2 separate regions of the Homo sapiens genome follow, and region 1 is linked to region 2. The links are chromatin loops, found by intact Hi-C in ENCODE. Cell type or tissue: MCF 10A. All regions are shown on one strand.

What was found. A loop is a pair of places that touch in the nucleus more often than their neighbours do. Peaks named below come from ENCODE experiments on the same cell type or tissue, not always from the same donor. Only the 100,000 strongest peaks of a DNase experiment are listed, where the experiment ranks them.
Region 1: it touches region 2 in a loop (3-fold over the local background); 1 of 110 quality-filtered maps calls a loop at or near these places.

Annotation. Positions count from the first base shown.
Region 1 is chrX:73,920,732-73,924,731 of GRCh38, forward strand. No RefSeq gene overlaps it. Among named protein-coding and RNA genes, the nearest start is that of JPX, 22 kb to the right of the region's middle. In MCF 10A, no CTCF peak of the experiment used is centred here; a DNase peak (open chromatin) is centred at 2,470.
Region 2 is chrX:73,875,581-73,879,580 of GRCh38, forward strand. It overlaps the pseudogene FXYD6P3. Among named protein-coding and RNA genes, the nearest start is that of XIST, 25 kb to the left of the region's middle. In MCF 10A, no CTCF peak of the experiment used is centred here; a DNase peak (open chromatin) is centred at 1,521.

The sequences.
Region 1 (4,000 bases), 45 kb after region 2:
ATTTGGGCGAATGAAGGGGAGAGAAGGAACCGGTCTTTTAGCAAGATCATATAGCACAGTAGTTAATATCATGGCTCTAGATCCTGGTTGCCTGTGTTTAAATTCTAGTTCTGTTACTTTCCAGTTATGTGATTTTGGGTAAATTGCTTAACCTCTCAGTGCCTACTGCTTTCCCATCTGTAAAATGGATTAATAGTACAACCTCATAGGGTTGCTGCACAATTAAAAAGTAAATATATGTAAAGCTCTTAAGATAATACCTGGCACACTATATACACAGCTTCCTTAACCCTACTAGCAAATCTAAATCTGTTCATCTCTAAAGCTTGAGTTATTTTAGCATCCAGGTATTTATAATCTTGGAATATTAGAGCCATCCTTAACCTACTGTACCCAAAGATTCTCTCATCTAAGGCCAAGTTAGGATGTTTTTATCTAATATAAATCCTATCCGATTCAATAGAAGCCTGATATCTTTATTTGTGGTCACCAAAGAAGAGCAATTCTGTTTGTTTCTTTAAAGTGGAAGAGTGTGTAAATGTTAGGAGAGTGAACCTGAAGATAAGTTTTAAAATTTCAGTCTCAGGGATATGCTTATAACCTAAGTTCAGAGTGTGAAGATGATCTATCTGATTGGGAAGCTAAATACCCAAGTGAAGTTATGTGACTAAATTTAGAATTTTGTTTTTCACTCTTTGGTCAAATTTAAATCCAAACCAAATCCAAATAGCATGGCCTGTTTGTGCAGTACTCTGGTATATCAAAAATGAATGGAAAGTCAGGCATGGTGGTGCATGCCTGTAGTCCCAGCTACTCAGGAGATTGTGGTTGGAGGATCACTTGAGCCCAGGAGTTTGAATCCAGCATGGGCAACATATCAAGACCCCATCTCTTAAAAGAAAAAAAAGTGGACATCCTTGACACAGATTGGCCTAGTTTTAAGAATAGAAAATGGGCTGGGCGCAGTGGCTCACGCCTGTAATCCCACCACTTTGGGAGGCCAAGGCGGGTGGATCACTTGAGGTCAGGAGTTCGAGAACAGCTTGGCCAACATGGTGAAACCCCGTCTCTACTAAAAATACAAAAATTAGCTGGGCATGGTGGTGGGCACCTGTAGACCCAGCTACTCGGGAGGCTGAGGCAGGAGAATGGCATGAACCTGGGAGGCGGAGCTTGCAGCAAGCCAAGATAGTGCCACTGCACTCCGGCTTAGGCAAAAGAGCGAGACTCTGTCTCAAAAAGAAAAAAAAAAAAGAATAGAAAATGATGACTTAAAAGGCTATTGAAGAAAATATGTTAGTTTGTTTTGCATTGCTATAAAGGAATATCAGAGACTGGGTAATTTATAAAGAAAAGAGGTTTATTTGGGTCATGGTTCTGGGGGATGTATAAGAATCATGCCAGCATCTGCTTGGCTTCTGGTGAGGTTTCAGGAAGCTTATGATTATGGCAGAAGGCAAACAGGGAATCAGTGTATCACGTGGTGAGAGGGAGCAAGAAAGAAGGGAGGAAGTTCCAGACTCTTTTAAACAACCAGATCTTACCTGAAGTCATACAGGAAGAAATCACTCATTACATGGGGAGAGCACCAACCCATTTGTAAGGGATCAACCCCCATGACCAAGCCACTTCCCACTAGGCCTGCCTCCAATATCGGAGATCACATTTCAACATGAGATTTGAACATCCAAACTATATCACAAGGCACAAGAGATGTTGGAGCAACACATAGCTCTTTCTAGATGTTTTGATGAGTTAAATGCAAAAAATCAGAAATACATGTCAGGAATTTTCCTGAAATGACACAAAGTTACAAAAATTTACACAAAGGCCATGGGTAGTGGCTCACGCCTGTAATCCCAGCACTTTGGGAGGCTGAGGCGGGTGGATCATCTGAGGTCAGGAGTTCAAGACCAGCCTGGCCAACATGGTGAAACTCCATCTCTACTAAAAATACAAAAATTAGCCGGGTGCGGTGGCAGGCGCCTGTAATCCCAGCTACTCTGGAGGCTGAGACAGAAGAATTGCTTGAACCTGGGAGGCAGTGGTTGCAGTGAGCTGAGATCGTGCCACTGCACTCCAGCCTGGGCGACACAGTGAGAGTCCGTCTCAAAAAAAGAAAAAAATTACACAAAACTGCCTGAGGCAGAATAATTTAACAAGCACCAAATGTTTGGGAAATAGTTTGAGACAAACCTTTATTCAAACCCATACATGTTTATGCTTGGTGTATGTGTTCTGTAGGGTATGAATGTCTTTCTGTGTGTATGTGTGTATGGTAGTTGGTTGGGGTAAATTCTGTAAAATAGAATCATTGAATAATTGTAGTATAATGATCCTGAAGGCATAGAGCTCTTCAGTTCACATTTGAATAGTCTGAGGTTTTTGTTTAGGAGTGAACAAGAATACCATTTATTATTCTATTTTACTGGCAAAAATCCAGAAGCTGGCAAAAAGGAAAACAACTTGTAAAGAACAACATTAGCACATCCCAATATAATGTGTGTGAATCATTTGGCAAAGGATCTCTTTACTCATGTCTCCTTCATCTTTTTCAATGTTGGCTGCATTTTAGAAATATCTAGGAAAGCAGATTTTGAGGGGTATGAGGGAGAATATAAAATGAAATTCATCCAGTCACATCTCTTATAGCTCCAGCACTACAAGCCAAATGAGCGTAGACTGGCTCCTCTGTGTGAGGAGCTGCCGGATGTAGTAAAAAGATCATAAAATCTAGGTTCTAGTCATAACTACCATTTATTTGAGCCTCAGTTTTCTCATGTGTAAAATGACAATACCAATTTCTGTGCTGCCAAACTTAGAGTTGTGACAATCCAATGAAATCGTGGGTGAAAAGATGCTTTGTAAATTGTATAGTGCTGTGCCAATCCCAATACCCTCCCTTCTTTGTGCACTCTGATTTTTAATGTATTTTTTAATTGACAAGTAAAAATTATATAAATTTATGGTATACAACATGATGTTTTGATATGTGTATGTGTGTACATACACACATACACACACATTATGGAATGACTAAATCAAGCTATTTAACATATACATTACCTCACATACATCATTATTTGAGATGCAAACACTTGAAATCGACTTTCTTGGCAATTTTCAAGTAAACAATATATTGTTATTACCCACAGTTACCATGATGTACAATAGATCTCTTAAACTATTCCTTCTGTATAACTCAGATTTTGTGTCCTCTGACTAACATCTCCCTAATACACACCACCCACCCTCTGGGTAGTTATCACCACCATGCTATACTATATCTGTTTCTATGAGTTTGACTTTTTAGATTTCACATAAACGATATCATGCACTATTTGTCTTTCTGTGCTTGGCTTATTTCACTTAACATGCCTTCCAGGGTCATCCATGTTATGACAAATGACAGCATTTCCTTCTCTTTAAGGCTGAATAGTATACTATTGGGTATATATGCCACATTTTCTTTATCCATTCATCCACTGATGGGCACTTAGGTTGATTTCATATCTTGGCTATTGTAAATAATGCTGCAATAAATATGGGAGTGCAGATGTCTCTTCAATATACTGACTTTATACCCTTTGGATATATACTCAGTAGTGGGATTGCTGGATCATATGGTAGTTAATTTAATTTTTTTTTTTTTTTTTGAGACAGAGTCTTGCTCAGTCGCCCAGGCTGGAGTGCAGTGGCTCGATCTCCGCTCACTGCAAGCTCCACCTCCCGGGTTCACGCCATTCTCCTGCCTCAGCCTCCCGAGTAGCTGGGACTACAGGCGCCGGCCACCACACCCAGCTAATTTTTTTGTATTTTTTTTAGTAGAGACGGGGTTTCACCGTGTTAGCCAGGATGGTCTCAATCTCCTGACCTCGTGATCCGCCCACCTCGGCCTCCCAAAGTGCTGGGATTACAGACATGAGCCACCGCGCCCGGCCGTTAATTTAATTTTTGAGGAACCTCCATACTGTTTTCCATAATGGCCGCACCAGTTTAC
Region 2 (4,000 bases):
GGTGGAAAACTTCATCACTGCAAATGCAAAAGAGCCCCAGAAAGCAAAAAACTGAAGTGCAGCCCACAGGTAGGCAGCCTCTGGAACTGGAAGGTAGCTGCTTGAACCTTTAGATGCAAATATCGATGCTTAAGAAAACCGGCCACTTTAGCAACAGATATTTTCCCAGGAGAAGGCAAGAACTTGTGCATCTCCCTGTGCCCATCCCTATCTCTTCTAACAACATTCTTCAACCTAATGATGCAACTAACATTTGCCTCCCTCATGCAGCCTGTGGTCTTGCCCAGCTCCTGTTACGTGTCTGTGTATGTGCGTGTTTGTCGACTGTGGTCTTTGTGGCTACTTGTTCATGGATGATATTGTGTTAGTGAACTGTGGAGACTCACTTTTCCAGGCAGGAGCGGAGCCATGTCACCACTGATCCCTCCCTGCCACCACGAGTCTCCATCATCTCCTGCTTCTAGGAGTCCACTTATTCCCTGAGAGACCAACCCCTTTTGTTGATTTAGGGATGGGTTTGGGTAGGAGCATGGGCAGGAATCTCCAATTATCCTAGGACCTGGGGAGGTTTGCATCACCGTCATTATAGTTCCTCATGGACCCTCTTCACTCCTCTACAAGAAACTCGCTTCCTTATTTCACCCTCACATGAGTCTATCCTGAAGGTCTCTTAGTATTAATAATTGGAGATTCAAAGCAAGAAGCTGGTGAGCCCAGCCATTGCCTTCAGGCAAGCTACTCCCTTTCATGATCATTTTTTTCCAGGAGGCCTCCACTGAGAAGTCTGCATCAACCCTGCCCTTCTGCAGAGTTCCCAGTGATTTTAGGCTAAGGGCTTCTACTCTACCCCTGGGGAATGTGACCCTTGCGTATCTTCTCAGCAATAACCCCATGGGCTCTGGGACTGTACCCCTCTTCAACCTTCCCTGCTTCTGAGATTTCAATCTACAAGCCAGCTCATCAGGATGCAGACTCCTATCCCTAAAGTTGGGTAACTGGCAGGTGATGGCTGAGGGACCCCCATTCTGTTGGGGCCAACACACTGGGATGGGCAGAGTGAGAGTAGGGGTCCTTTGATTCTCTGCCCATGTTCCCTTGGTCAGACAACAGAGACAAATCCTGCATCCTTTGCTTTGCCTGTCAGTATTCAGAGTTGTGAGTGAGGAAGGTTAGAGATCTGGAAGACTCTGTATAGCCCTGCTGCAGAGGGAACAGCAAGAGGTCAGAGGTTACAATAAGAACAGTAACTCAAACCAGTTTCTGCCCCTACTGTCCTCCATGTTCCTGTGGAAACCAAACTGCTGCTATGACCATACTGCTGTTCTCTCTATTGTGATCTATCCTCTCAACAACAGAAAAAAGACATAAAATATTGTTTCCAAAAGAAAGACACAACCTGCAGCCACAATGCAAAGGAGCAGGCAGAATACACACAGTGTGAACCCATGCTTCCATGGCTCCATGCAAGCTAAGGCTTGCCTGTTTCAGTAACAGGCCCCACATGTACCTGCCCCACCCTTGCCTGAATGCTGTGGCTTTGGGTGAACTCCCAGAGGCTGCCAACTCCCAGAGGCCGCTGATAGGCCCTCCACACCCTCTGCCACTGCTGCTTCTGCCCCTGCTGCCCACAGGCCAGGGCAGCAGGCACCTTCATAGGCCCCAACAGTGAAATCCAGAACTGCTTCTGTGGAGGAAAGTGCAAGCAGGCCGCATGCTCCACAGCTGCCAGTCTTTACTGCCTCAGAAGAGGGGGCCTGCCCTCCCCAGTGAAAGTCTGACAGCACAGCTACCCTGCTCTTGCCAGACCATTTCAACTGCAGCCCAGCCCCCATAAGCCTGTTGTCTCCCTGCCCCTGCCTAAGAGTTCTGCCAGTGACCCAGGGACCAGACTACCATTCTCAATCACATCAAGCACCTGAAATGTGGGCTGACACAGTCCTGGTCCAGCCCCTTTCAGACTCATACATGACATTCAATGGGCCATATAGGGGCCTGAGAATAGAGGAGTCATCTACTCTAGTCCACCACTGCTGGCACCTGACCACCCCCACCCCCAGGGTCGGAGGTTGGACCAGCCCAACCAGCCAATATCACCACAACTGACACCCACATACACAGGCCAAATGACAGAGCCCCTACTCCTTTCTACATGAAGCAGCAGGGTTGCTCCATCAGAGAACAGGCAAGCCATAAATCTGTCTGTATTGAGCTGAGTGAAGAGGTTCCATCCCCAAACCACTCCAGTGGAGAACTGTGAGTCAGGTAATTTCCATGGCTCTCAGCTACACTGTGGCCTGGAGATAGAAAACAGTGCATCTGAAAGGAGAGTCATTAGCACCAGGACAGGGGTGTAAAGGAGAAACAGATCACATTCCTGCATATCTAGGGTGTGAAGTCAGTGCAGCTCCCTTACCCCCTGCAGAGACCTTGGTGCATCTCACTAGGAGCTCCCCCAGCCACCCCAGTCAGGGCTGGTGCCTTCACTTGTCATTGGGATATTTATGGGCAAGGCAGGGCTGGTGCCTTTGCTTGTCATTGGGGTATTTATGGGCAAGTCAGGAGTGATTACATACACAGCAGCTTGTGCCCCAGCTGGGTCTTTGTTAGTGCCACTTACTGGCCTGCAGGTCTGACTGCACAGCCCAATGTAAAACCTAATAACAAAAGTGCACAACCAAAGGCAAAGAATTTACCCAACATACACTACAGTTACACTCTCTAGAGGAAATATATATATGTGTGTGTATATATATATGTGTATACACATATATGTGTATACGTGTATACATATATATGTGTATACATGTATACATACATATATGTAAACATACATATATACGTATGTATATATACACATATATACACGTATATACGTATATATGTGTATATACGTATATATGTGTATATATACGTATATACACGTATATATGTGTATATACACGTATATACACGTATATACGTGTATATATGTATATATGTGTATGTATGTATATATGTGTATATGTGTATATATGTGTATACACATATATACACATATGTGTATAGATATATAGATGTGTATAGATATATAGATGTGTATACACATATATATGTGTATAGATATAAAGATGTATATACACATATACATATATGTGTATAGATATATAGATGTGTATACACATCTATATGTGTATAGATATATAGATGTGTATACACATATATATATGAAAAAAATCCCACCTGAATGAAAATAAATTCATAAAGAAGTGGCAGCCTCTCTAGATGAGAAGGAACCAGCATAAGAATTCTGTCACCATGAAAAATCTGAATGTTGTAATGCCACCAAAGGATCACACTAGCTCTCTAGAAACAGTCACTAAGGAAAGTGGAAACTCAAAATGACAGATAAAGACAGATAAAGACATTTTAAAGATAAAGACAGATAAAGACATTTTAAAGATAAAATGACAGATAAAGAGATCAAAGCATGGTTTTGCAAGGAAGTTCAATGAGATCCAAGAGAAGATTGGAAATCAACACAATGAAACCGTGAAAGCAATCCAGAAAATGAAGGAGGATATTAATATCTTTAAAAAAAAAACAGAACTTCTAAAAATGAAAAATTCACTTAAGGAATTTCAAAATGCAATTGAAAGCTTTAACAATAGACTAGACCAAGCAGAAGAGGAAGATAGGTTTTTTTTTTTTTTTAATTTTATAGGGATGGGATTTCACAATGTTGCCCAGGCTAGGCATAAACTCCTGGACCCAAGAGATCCTCCTGCCTCAGCCTCCCAAAGTGCTGGCAGTACAGGCATGATCCACCACACCTGGCAAAAGATAGGTCTTTCAAATTAACCCAGTCAGACAAAAATAAAGAAAAAGTAATTTTATAAAACAAACAAAGCCTTTGAGAAATATGGAATTATGTATAATTCAAGAAAACTTCCTTCACCTTTCTATGGAGGTAGACAGCCAGATACAGGAAATTCAGAGGACACCTATGAAATACTATACAAGG